3 separate regions of the Mus musculus genome follow, and regions 2 and 3 are each linked to region 1. The links are chromatin loops, found by intact Hi-C in ENCODE. Cell type or tissue: heart. All regions are shown on one strand. Region 1 overlaps Samd4 (sterile alpha motif domain containing 4). Region 2 overlaps Samd4 (sterile alpha motif domain containing 4). Region 3 overlaps Samd4 (sterile alpha motif domain containing 4).

What was found. Peaks named below come from ENCODE experiments on the same cell type or tissue, not always from the same donor. Only the 100,000 strongest peaks of a DNase experiment are listed, where the experiment ranks them.
Region 2: it touches region 1 in a loop (5-fold over the local background); 13 of 42 quality-filtered maps call a loop at or near these places.
Region 3: it touches region 1 in a loop (2.2-fold over the local background); 2 of 42 quality-filtered maps call a loop at or near these places.

Annotation. Positions count from the first base shown.
Region 1 is chr14:46,998,854-47,002,853 of GRCm38, forward strand. All of the region lies in intron 2 of Samd4 (sterile alpha motif domain containing 4), which reads left to right. It overlaps Gm52121 (a long non-coding RNA gene), which reads right to left. Exons shown (of 3, transcript XR_003951145.1): 2 at 3,682-3,904; 3 at 2,750-2,888. Among named protein-coding and RNA genes, the nearest start is that of Gm52121, 7.3 kb to the right of the region's middle. In heart, a CTCF peak has its summit at 1,720; DNase peaks (open chromatin) are centred at 618, 1,068, 1,428, 2,128 and 1 weaker place; H3K27ac peaks cover 527 bases.
Region 2 is chr14:47,085,812-47,089,811 of GRCm38, forward strand. It overlaps Samd4 (sterile alpha motif domain containing 4), which reads left to right. Exons shown (of 13, transcript NM_001037221.2): 10 at 1,948-2,149; 11 at 3,233-3,359. Among named protein-coding and RNA genes, the nearest start is that of Gm10371, 28 kb to the right of the region's middle. In heart, CTCF peaks have their summits at 1,053 (motif pointing left) and 1,678 (motif pointing left); DNase peaks (open chromatin) are centred at 1,130, 1,630, 2,070 and 3,366; H3K4me3 peaks cover 854 bases; H3K27ac peaks cover 3,933 bases.
Region 3 is chr14:46,945,189-46,949,188 of GRCm38, forward strand. The region is part of intron 2 of Samd4 (sterile alpha motif domain containing 4); the gene reads left to right. Gm52120 (a long non-coding RNA gene) reads left to right here. Exons shown (of 2, transcript XR_003951144.1): 1 at 1-2,676; 2 at 2,708-4,000. Among named protein-coding and RNA genes, the nearest start is that of Gm52120, 2.8 kb to the left of the region's middle. In heart, no CTCF peak of the experiment used is centred here; no DNase peak of the experiment used is centred here; H3K27ac peaks cover 354 bases.

The sequences.
Region 1 (4,000 bases):
ACTCTTAGGCAAGAATTCTTTAGTAGAGACATTCGCATCCAGTAAAGGAGATCCCTTCCAATTCTATATTCCCATGATTTAAGACAGAGTTTGCAACCCCTAGAGGCCACATATAGAGAAAAGTGATAGCTATGTCAGATGAACCTTCTATGGGAAAGAGCTGGGATGTCAGTATGAGGAGTCGAATCTACTACTGTCTCCAGGCTTAGCCTGAACTCACAGGCTGATTACTTAGAAGTGTAGACGGAGATTCTGCACAGGACTGAGGAGGTCTGTCCAGGGCGTGGCAGTTTCCTTGGACTGTAGCATCCTGGGCAGGATGCTGAGTCCGGTGTCCTTAGCACCGTCCTTCGTGTGTGTGTGTGTGTGTGTGTGTGTGTGTGTGTGTGTGTGTGTGTGTGTGTGTGTCTGCTGGGAAGAGAGCACTTTCCAGCTTTCCAGGGAGGTCCATCCCTAACCTGATTTCTTCCCAGGCTGTAAGAAGTCTAAGGGTGAATGGGGACACGTGGATGCAGGACCCCTTTGGGGATTTCAGGATGACTTGTCAGCCTAGGTGGGGATGCCCTGGGCTCTCTCCAAATTGGTTTCATCCTGCTACTGTTGCAGGGAGGAGAAAGGGAGGGTTCTTATCATTAGTTGAGAAGGTCCTGCCAGAGAATTCCAGTATTCTGGAGTAAGTTTAATTGAGAGTGATTTCATGCTGTCCTTTTTCATGTCGAAGCCAGGGGCTTGCATCATATGATGCAAGTGAATTCGGGGAGGTTTTTATTTGCATGTGAATCATAGCTTTTCCAGCTGAATGTCACTTACTTGGAATTTTCGTCTGATTTTGTTTTTGTTTTTGTCTCTTGGTGTTTTTCCATCAGGCTCTTGGCTAACCAGAAGAAGAAGGGAAAAAAAAAAAACCCGTAGGGAGGGCTCAGTCTGCCTGGAGCAGGGTTTGAGTTGGCAACTCCAAGGGGGAGTATTATGAATGTGAAAATAAGAAAACGGATGCTTTATTTTGCTTTGAGGGAGGAACCAAAGCCAAGTCAAATCGAGAGCTCTAATTTGGGAATAGTGTTATTACAGGTCATTGGGAGTTGGGTACACGCTAAATTGGGAGGCCAGTCACATGAGGAGGCAGCAAAAGCTGTCACATGGGGGACAGCCGAGGCTCATTTACAATGAAGTTTTATTTTATTTACTACGTGGTTGAATGAAATCTATGGCAGATTTGGAAACCTAATCACCCCAGTTGTTGTTGATCTCTCTAGCTCCTGGCCAATAAGTTGTTTATACCCAAGCCAGAGCTTCCCGTGTGTGTGTGTGTGTGTGTGTGTGTGTGTGTGTGTGTGTGTGTGTGTGTGCTTTCCGGGGGTTTTATTTAGGACCTGGGATGTGTTCCTTGATGAGTTGAGCAGGCCATGTGCTAAAGGTTATATGTCTGCTCCCCGCGTTCCTGTCTGATTCCAAGTGGCTTGCTTCCTTTCTCTCTGAAGTCCCTTACACGTACGTCAGGGTCAACGTACCTGGATAATCTCTCTCTCTCTCTCTCTCTCTCTCTCTCTCTCTCTCTCTCTCTCATACGCACACACTCACACATACAGACACACACACACACACATACACACACACACACACACACACACACACACACACACACACACACGGGGATGGACAGACAGAGGGCGCACCCACACCACCTTTCAGTTTCATTTCTGTTTCCTCAGCACTAATGCTGCAAATGCCAGATTGAATTTAAAAAAAAAAAAAAAAAGATAAATCCTGTCCCTGCTGTGGACAGTTATGTTATGAGCAAAGCTCTCTTCCTACTTCCTCCTCCCGATTTTTTATGTTGTTGGCATCCAGGGTAGGACTAGGGTTGTGTGAACTAAATTGGTGATTCTTCTTGAATCCAAGTTGCATTTCCAGATGTCTTAATCTGGGCTCAGTTATTGGCATTTGAGATAAGATGTAAACAGCTCTAGACTATCTAGAGCCAGCAAATTGATATCCAGCGCAAACATGTTGTGGGTCACGGTCCTAAATGGAGTGCCTTACTAAGAGTGTGACAGTCTGCTGGTGCCACCGAAGCGTGTGGGCCAGCAATACTTGTGATGCCCGTTAGGAATAGAAGGCGTGTGGAAACTTTCTATAATAACAGCCTGGCCCTCCAGACTGGCCTGGACAAGTGATCAGGGACTCTGGCCGCATCTGAAGCCGTAGTGGGGTATAGGTGTATGACCTTAGGCAACTTGCACGGTTCCTTGGTTTCCCAAGTGGATTTGGAATAGAGAAGATAAGCTCAGGAGGTGTTTGAGAAGTGAAATGTTATCAGGTAAGCAGAGAGCATGTAGAAGTTTTCTGAGAGTGCATACCACCGTCACCCATGTGCTGGAGCAAGCCTGGATGGCTCTCCCCTTCTTAGCATTGCTCCCTATGGCTGAGGCCTCTGACATCACAATACTCAGGTGGCCACTCAATAATGACGGGCTATCCCCACCAGACACCAGAGGAGGGGAGAAAAAGGAGGAGGACGAAGTGGAGAGGGAGGAGATGGAGCAATCCCTTAAGTGATCATTCCATCCACGCACACAGCTTTCACCTAACATCTGGTTCAAGTGTAATGTTTTCAGCTCCGTATAACCTGTACAGCGTCTGTGCCCTCCCCTTCAAACGCAGCGCAGTATTATGATCCTCTAATCAAGAGAACTGTGCTCCCCTCGCCACATGTCTCGTGGTTCACCGGCAGACCAGTGAGTTAATACGTCTTCACCAGACAGCTCTCCGGAGCAGCTGTTTAGAGGTAATGTTCTGGCCGCCCTGGCTTCCTCCAGACCCATCCCAGCCCTCCTCCTGGGGCTGGAGCTGTATCGGGACTATGTAGATGCTCTGAGGGTGGGAGTCTGGGTAAAAAAGAAAAAGAAAAAGAAATTGACAGCACTGACATTTTTTGCTTCATGGTGTCTGTGGCCACCCCGGGCTGGGTCACACCTTATTGTACTGTGCACTAAAATCCAAATAAACAGACTCATCCCTCTTCCATCCATCCTTAAAAGGACTTTGTACCTCTCTTCTCTGGACAGATGGTGATGAATAGAAAACCAGGGAGGCCGGCCCTGCCTTAGAAATATTGTGACATTTCGATGGCTTGTTTATTGTTTTAAACTCCACGAGAGAGAGAGAGAGAGAGAGAGAGAGAGAGAGAGAGAGAGAGAGAGAGAGAGAGAGAGAGAAAGGTCCACGCCACTCTTGAAGCAATTCTTCCTAATTCACCCTTTCTCGCCTGGCTTCATACTAGCTTCCCCTGGGGATTATAATGTGAGAACATGGAGACTAAGATTCTCAATTCTCTTGGTCCCTCCTGTCAGTGGTTCTCAAACATAATTAAGCCCACATCTCAGTCATCTGGAAAGCTGGTCAAACACAGGCTCATGAGTTCCCAGACACAGGGCCTCCTGCCCTGAAGCAGCTCTTAGACCTTTTGGGCCAGTCCTTCTCCCAAGCGCATACAGCTCAGTGGGGATTCGAGCCCAGATGATACTGTGCTGTGCTTTGTGAACCATCTTCCTCTGTCCCACCCCACCTCCCACCAAGTAGCTCTTGGAAATGGATGCCTCCAGAGGGTGTCCCTAGAGCACAGCTTGGGCACTTAAAACTAGGGTCCTGAATGCCGTCCCCCTGGTGACTCAACCTCACCTGTGTTTCTGTATGAGGAACGGGGGCAGTACTGATCCATGGTCCGTGGTACAGCGATCTGTTGCGTGTCTCTCTGACTTAGGGGGAGCTGGTATCGAGCTGCTGGGAGCACGTTTGCAGGGAAAGGCTGGTTCTGTCTTCTTCTGGTCCCCATTTGTCATTGAAGCTCCAGCTTGGTTTCTTCTGTTGACCCTGAGCTTTACTGTCTGAGGGGGAGGGGTATCTGAGGAGAAAGAATAGACTCTTGTCAGTCAGCTGTCACAGAACATGTTATGCGTATCTCTCAACCCATGCCGTTAACCAAGACTGTATGGTCAGC
Region 2 (4,000 bases), 87 kb after region 1:
CACCATCAGGAAGAAGAAGGCCTCTCAAAATTCTGCCTCCGCTATACTGTAACCACCACCACCACCACCACCACCACCACCACCACCTCCCAGACCCCGGAATACTCTGGGCTTTACTCCTTCTCCCAAACAGCTGAGTCCTAACTCTTGGGAATGTCAGGGTTCTCCTTTTCTTCACCGACTGCCCTAACAGAGCCTTCTGGCCTTGATGTGGCTAGAAAATACAGTCTTGATCCAGGTCTGATTTTCTTGAGTAGTCCCAGCACTTGGGTGGTTGAGGCGGGAAGGCAGTTTGAGGCTAGCTTGTGTTACATAGTTAGACCCTGTCTCAAAAAAAAATTTTTTTACAAGCTACAGTGTTGCTTTCGTGGAAGAACAGATCATTTTAAGGCAACACTCATCCACTACTGTTTTGCATATAGAAATAGCCTTCTAAAAATCCAGCCAAAGAGGGAAGTGAGAAAAATCTATTCACACCAAGTAAGGGGTGGGGGGAGTCTTAGCAGATACTGATCATCTATCTGCCAGGTGGCCCAAATTCTGACTTCAGAAGCCAGAGGACCTGTTCTTAACAGCTGAAAGCGGAAATCCCCCCCCATTCCCCCCCCACACTTGCTGCCACTTTTACAAGTTACCTCCCTGGGGTCTCTGATTGCATGGAATGGCCTCACGCTAATTTTCAGTTTTCAATGAGGAAAGGGAAGATAAGATAAACAGAGAGACCAAGAACCCAAGAGAAGAACCTCTTCTTCTGAATGGGTTCTACAACACCCTTCTTGGCCTCAAAAGCCTGGAACCTTCTCTCCCTAAGACATTTAGGAACTCGGGAACTTTTGCATTGCCACCTCAGACGCCACCTCCCCTCCCCCCGCCCCGCACTCACACACAACCATCTCTGGCGCAGGAAGTACCTGCTGTGAATGGCCCCCTGGACCTCCACTGGCTAAGCTAAATCAGCTCATCTGCAGGGTCTTCTGGTAAGCTTGGCGAAAACTCCCCAGTTTAGCAACCAAGCGACTCTGCTCCATCTAGTGGCCGTTGCCCGCCACGCAGACCTCCTTCACCCTCCTGAATAACTAAAGCTGCCTGACTCCCTTGGAAAGAATGTGTCCGGTTCCAGAAGCCCGGGGCTGGTGGAGGCTTCTCCGCTGAGCTCATCCGACCCCGCTGGGAGCAGCCTCCTGCGTGGACCCGAAAAGCGGAGCCTTGCCAGCCCTGGTGAGGGCCGCCCTGCAGGAAAGACCTGGGGAACGAAGAGACTGGACTATCCTAGGTGTGTATGGAGTCATCCACACACCGCAGTGACCTCCCAGTTGGAGAAATATCAAACAGCATTTACTCTGCAAAATTCTGACTCCGTGCCTCGGGCCTGGGACATAAGGGGCTGAAGAAGACACATACAGTCCTTTCTAACAGAGCTTATATTTCAATCGGGTCCTCCATCTAAGACTGCTTACAGACAACCTGATCAGCAATGAACCACGCCATCATGGAAGGCGCACCAGAACGGAATCAGATCCAGATACTGACCCTACTATTTTGCTTTGTGGCTTCTTGAAAGGCACCATGGCCTCATGCACAGACCCACAGGTTGGACTAGACAAGAATAGAAGGCAGGGGACTCTTTGAGCTCCCCTTTTGGGTTCATATTTGAGTGCTGCCCCCTGCTGGTTGTGTGTCGATAGCAAAATCCTCAAGCTTTCTGAGTTTTTCTAGCAGTGAAGATTAGGAAGCCTACTTCATAGGGCTGTCTTGTGGGTTAAGAGTAGTGTGCATGCGCCAACATTTAGCATGTGCTGTTGCTTTTAGATACTAGGTACAGTTTGATTCATAGCCTATTATTGGCACCCCCAAACCTCTTGTCAGTCCCCAAGAGACCCCACTGGCAGCCTGGGCTATGTAGGGCTGGAGCCAGAACCTCTGGATCTCTTCTCTTTGCTCTCACAGTCGTGGCTTTGGGCAGTCCAACTCCCTCCCAACAGCCAGCTCTGTGGGCAGCGGCATGGGCAGACGGAACCCACGACAGTACCAGATCGCATCTCGGAATGTCCCTTCCGCCCGCCTTGGTCTCCTGGGCACCAGTGGATTTGTCAGCTCCAACCAGCGCCACACCGCTGCCAACCCCACCATCATGAAACAAGGAAGACAGGTTTGTTCTGCTCTGGGGAGCAGGGAGGTTGACCAAGCTCAGGGACTGAGGCTTTAAGATGTCTCCAACCCAGACAGTCTCCTGCATGGAAAGATAAGACCCCAGGGGAATCTAAACCAGGAGATAGCTGAGCCTATGCTTGTCAGGTAATCACTGTTTGCGTTGTTTCCCTGGAGACGGAAAAACTCATGTCTGCTGCTTGGGAAAGCTAGTGCTACATTTATCTCTGGGACCCTTGTAGACAGGCATGCAAGGGCTACTTCTGCTTGATCTTTGCCCCCCCCCCAACATACCCCATCACCTTCCAGGTCTGGGTGGGCATTTAATAAGCTTCCTTTGACTTTTTCCTCACAGTCCCGGCTGCAATGGTGAGTCCACAGGATTGTTTGGGAGGCTGTCCCTTGCTGTGAGATTGACAGTGACCTCTCTGCCCCCCTGAGCCCAACCTTGCCTTTCCCTAAATGTTCATTCCCTCAGCCCCCTGAGGCAATAGAGGTTGGCCTGGGCCTGGGAACATACAAGCAGGCCTGATGAGAGGTTGTCTTTAAAACAGAAAGGCTTCACCAGGAGGAGGCTGGTGGCAGTCCCTCCCAATGGGAAGGGCATGTCTGAGAAGCCCTGATATCAGTTCTAGGCAAGGTCACTACAGGACACACGAGCTGCATGATATACAGGCCTGTTGCCAGTACTGACTCTTTCTTTTCTCCTCAGTGTGGAGTAAATTTGGGGACTCTCAAAAAGAAATTCAAATAAGAGCCTTAAACTCATTATACTGTTTGCTACAAGTATTTCTAAGACAACCCCCCCACACACACACACACATACTCCCTTTAAGAAATATATGGAGTAAAAACACTTTTGGAGATGGGGAGAGGGGAAGGTGGCTCAAACTTAAAGCGAGGCCTGTGAATGAGCCTCAAATGGGACAGTCTCAGCCATCTCTCAGTAAGTCCATGGCGGGTAGCATGGGCCTTTCCAAAACTGTCCTGGGATACCTGTCTCCCGAGTTCCAGCTGGGGCTCTGCCTCCCCACATCCCCACAGGGTCTGGACTAATGCCCCCCTCTTGTATGTCCCTCCCTAGAACCTCTGGTTTGCCAACCCTGGGGGCAGCAACAGCATGCCCAGCCGCACCCACAGCTCCGTCCAGAAGACCCGCTCGCTGCCCGTGCATACTTCCCCACAAAACATGCTGATGTTCCAGCAACCAGGTAGGGCCTGGCTAACTCGCTCCCTTCTCTCTCTCTCTCTCTCTCTCTCTCTCTCTCTCTCTCTCTCTCTCTCTCTCTCCCTTGACGCAGAATGGAGGCTGGGATGCCAGAATAGACGCCCTGGTGACCCAGCCGGAAAGTGCTGAGCCTCAACTGTCACCACACATTCTTTAGAGCTGCCGAAAGCCTTTCCTTTTTTAAACCATGCCTTGCCAGTGTGAGCAGAGGCTGCCTAGCAGGGAGCCAGAGCCTGAAGTCCCAGCACTGGTTGCAATATAACAGGGATATTTCTGATACTTGTCAGATATCTGGATTCCTAGATTGATTAAACCAGCGATAGCTCTCCCTGGAAGAGATCCCTGTGGAAAGGTGGGGGGGGGGGGGATGTGTGCAAAGAGAGGATAAGACAACAAAAGAGAAAAACTTGAATGTTGGTGTCACTGTGGAATGGCATTGGAAAACAGAGCCATGGTTTCTTGATTCAGGAGTAACTTGACGGAGTGGACTCAAGGCCAGATGGGGAGACGTGGTCTCAGTCACCATGCCTCCTAAAACAAGCTACCTGAATCTCAAACAGCAAACAGATCCTTGAAGCCTTTCTCTGCACAGGCACTAACACTAGATTCCAGACTTGCACAATA
Region 3 (4,000 bases), 54 kb before region 1:
AAACAAAACGGAAGGCAAGGGCCAACCCTTGAGGTTGCGTCTGATTTCCACATGCTCAGACTCACACACAGTCTACAGCATGGCAGCCATCATCTGCTTTCTGCCTCCATGAATCTGGCTGCTCTTGGTCCCTTAAAGTAAAGTCAATAACATTGCTTCTTTCGTGTCTTATTTCATTTCACATGGGAATCGTTCATGTTGTACCATGTATAAGAAGGCTTATAGGGCTTAGGACTAAGTAATATTCCATTGTAGATATATATGATACTACATTTTCTTTGCCTTATTACCCACCTGTGGACACTCAGGTTGCTCTCATCGTAAATAATGCTGCTCTGAGCATGGGTGTATAACTGTCTCCTTCAGGTCCTGTTTCCAAGTCTGTTTGTTAAATACCGATAGGTGGGATTGCCGGATCATAGATCTGGTCTTTAAGTCAGATCTTCCCATTACTGAGTCGATCAGTGATCATTTTCTAAATTGCAAACTGCCTAAATATGACTGTACTTGGGTATGCGTCGAAACAGCATTTCTAAATTTGTCCATGTTTAAAGGCTTGAGTTAACTTCTTTTCGTTACATACCCTCCTCATTATTAATATTGTCTCATCAGCATCTTGACTTTTGAGTAGAGCTGTCCCTCCTAGTTTTGGGCCTGAGATTGTACCTTTTAACTCTTCATATCAAGAAACTTACTAGATCACACCTCAGTAACTTTTGCGTACTTTTAATCCAAAAGCTCCTTGTGCTGTGTGCTGTTTTCTTATCTCCGCTCTCAGCAGTTGCTATTCTTTATCCAGGGCTTCAGTACCCCTGCAAGTCTGTATAGTGTTGGAACTGTGCCACTGAACTGTATGGCCGACAGCCCTGTCCCTTTCAGCTTAAACTGTTCTAGGGTGTCCTGAGCCCGAGTCCCTAGTGCAGTTGAGCGTGCCTTGCCTCCTTAGCACGCAAAGAAAACCCGAATCATTTTAAGTAATGATTCTAGTGGGGACATAAGCGGCCCCTAATAAACAAGCTATTTACTGCCAGACACAGAAAGAAATGCCACGGGCAATATGTTAGTGGCTTGCGCATATTCTTTTTGCTTTTGGAAAACTCTCAGCTTGGCCATCTGTTTACTCTTTCTTGTTTGAGCAGGCAGTGTGTGTATGTTTGTGCACTCACAATAAAAATCAGGCAGCAATTAATGGGTCTTCCCCAGCCCTTGCCCTTCACCCAGAGAGCCCCTTCTGGGGTAGCTGCTTTTTCTTACTTTTCTTACCTTCCCACTGTTTCTTCTATCTCTTTGCTTACTCATACACAATATACATATTTGTGTTCTCTAGATAAACAAAAGAAAGAAAAGCAAAGTTACAAGAGGTTAAACTTGACATGTCAGGTTTGGTTTTTTCTTCTTCTAAACTGCCTGTCTTGGAGAATAGCCCATGTACTACCTGAGGTCATAGAATTCTGTGAAAAAAATGTGTATTGGAAGGTGGTTTTACATAGAGAGCAAGAGCGTGGGATCTGATCTTCCAGGTTACCACTTGCAAATACCTCTATGCTCTTTATGCCTTAGTGCTTTTTCATGTAAAATAAGGTATGTGTTTACCTCCCAGAAGTTGTAGTGAGGCATGTGGAAAATGTCTAACGAATTTTCAGTCCTGTTTAAGGAGGTTCTGTTAATGGGCATTTAGGTAATGGCTAGAATTTTGCAATTCAGCAATAAATAATGCTGATATATAATTTCACACATGTACATGTTTATACTTAGAATTAATTTTTGTGGTAAAAATTCTGGCTTAAATGAGAATATATATATATATATATATATATGCATTTAGGTTTTGATAGATCTTGCAATTTGTCTGTTCAAAGAGGTTATACCAATCCATAGTTTCAGGCCATCTTAGGGTCTTTATTGCTGTAAAGAAACACCATGACCACAGGAACTCTTATAAAAGAGAGCATTTAATTGAGGCTGTCTTACCGTTTCAGCGGTCTAGTCCTTTATTGTCATGGTGGGAAACATGGCAGAGAGACATTGGTACTAGAGAAGGAGCTGAGAGTTCAACATCTGGATCTGCAGGCAGCAGAAGGAGACAGGAGACACACTGGGTGTAGCTTGAGCATAGGAGACCTCAAAGCCTGTCCCCACAATGATGCACTTCCTCCAACAAGCCACACCTCCCAATAGTGCAACTCCCTATGGGGCACGAATTCAAACACATGCGTCTATGGGGGGGGGCATGCCTATTCAAACCACCACAAGCCATAGTGTGTAATTCTGAATATATGGGTAGAGTTATGTGAATACTTTAGCTTGGGTGGTCATGGAAGCCTGCTCTGTGGATGTAACATGGACATTAAATCCCAGATCATAATAGAGAACTAACTACATAAGCTCTGGGAACACAAAAAGCTGGGGTTGACCCTTATGTACTCAAAGATTAGAAAGTAGGCCAGTAGCTAGTGTTGTAAAACACATCTATAAGCCCAGCATTGAGGAGCTGAGTCAGAAAAGTCACTGAAACTTTGAGGCCAGCCTGGGCTATGTAGAGAGGTCATATTGGGAGAGGAAGGAAGAAAACAAAGTAAGACGGAAGGAAAAGCAAAAAGGAAAGGAAAGGCCAGTGCAGGCACAGGTGGGCAATGAGGAGGCAGGTGCAGGCACAGGTGGGCAATGAGGAGGCAGGTGCAGGCACAGGTGGGCAATGAGGAGGCAGGTGCTAGGCTGTGGTTAAGATGAGAAGGCGAGGTTTGTACAGACTCTACACGAGATTGTGTTTTAAGTACAATAGAAATCAGTAGAAGTCTGTTTGTATGGTTGCTTTTATTTATTTATTTTTTTGAGACAGGGTCTCTCTTGGAGTCTGGGCGGGTCTTGAACACATTATGTAGCTGATGAAGACCTGCCTCTGCCTCCAAGTGATAAGATTAGGGGCATGGGGCACTATGTTTAGTCCCATTGGAGGATATAAGGTGTTTTTTTTTTTTTAATTACCTCTCATCGTAGACAATAGATAGTTGGAGGCAAGAAGAGGCGGCAAGGAGATGAGTTGGGAGTTACTTACTGACCAACCATTTCCAGAGGAACTGGAGTTGGAGGGGTGGAGCCTGCTCACTTGACTGGTGGCTTGAGTACAGAGGGCTGGGGAAGGGCAGTGAGACAGCAGAGAGAGAACCCAAGGACTATGCTGCTCTCTTGGCTCTGCTATTACTAGAGGTGTGACCTTGGACAATAGTCTTTCTTATTAGTTCCTTAATGTTCTTTTATTGTAAAATGAAGAGTCATTCCCTTGTCGTGGTATGAGTAAAAGGTGGCGTATATGTATACACATACATATATATGTGTGCATATATGTGTGTGTGTGTGTCTATATTTATGTATGTATATATGTGTGCGTATCTCTATATGCTATATGTATGTGTATGTGCTACATAAAGTCAGCTGGTGTCATGCATTAAGCTGGGGAAGGCTGGAGATACAGGGTGAGCCCATTCCTATCTGCTTTACTATTCTGTCCTTAGTTTACGCAGCAGTACTTGCATGTAGTAGCCATTAAGTACTATTGAATGAAATGATTGAATGAGCAGAAACTAGACCCATGAGAAGCAGAATGGGATTGGACAAATGTCAAGAGAGACATTACACGATGCTATACATCCAAATTGATAGTAGAAAGCTTGTGCTATTTATAATGAAGACTAAAACTTCAAAAGAATTAAAAAAAAAGATACTGACACAGTACCACGAGCAGTGGTGTCAGCAGAACTTTCGAGTGAAGTTTTTCCTTTAAGGCTTCGGGTCCCCAAGACTAAAAAGCAAGGTTTGACCCCTGAAGCTCTTCTGTGTTCCCCAGGCAGCTCCCTGACATGGTTTGGACCCTGGGGCTTGTCATTCAAGAACATTTGTAGAGAGAAAGGAATCCCATTTCTTAGTAGCTCATAAATGGGTTTATAATTAAATGTAGAGTGAAGAAGGCATACCGCAATCTTACGAATTAAATAATTCAAAT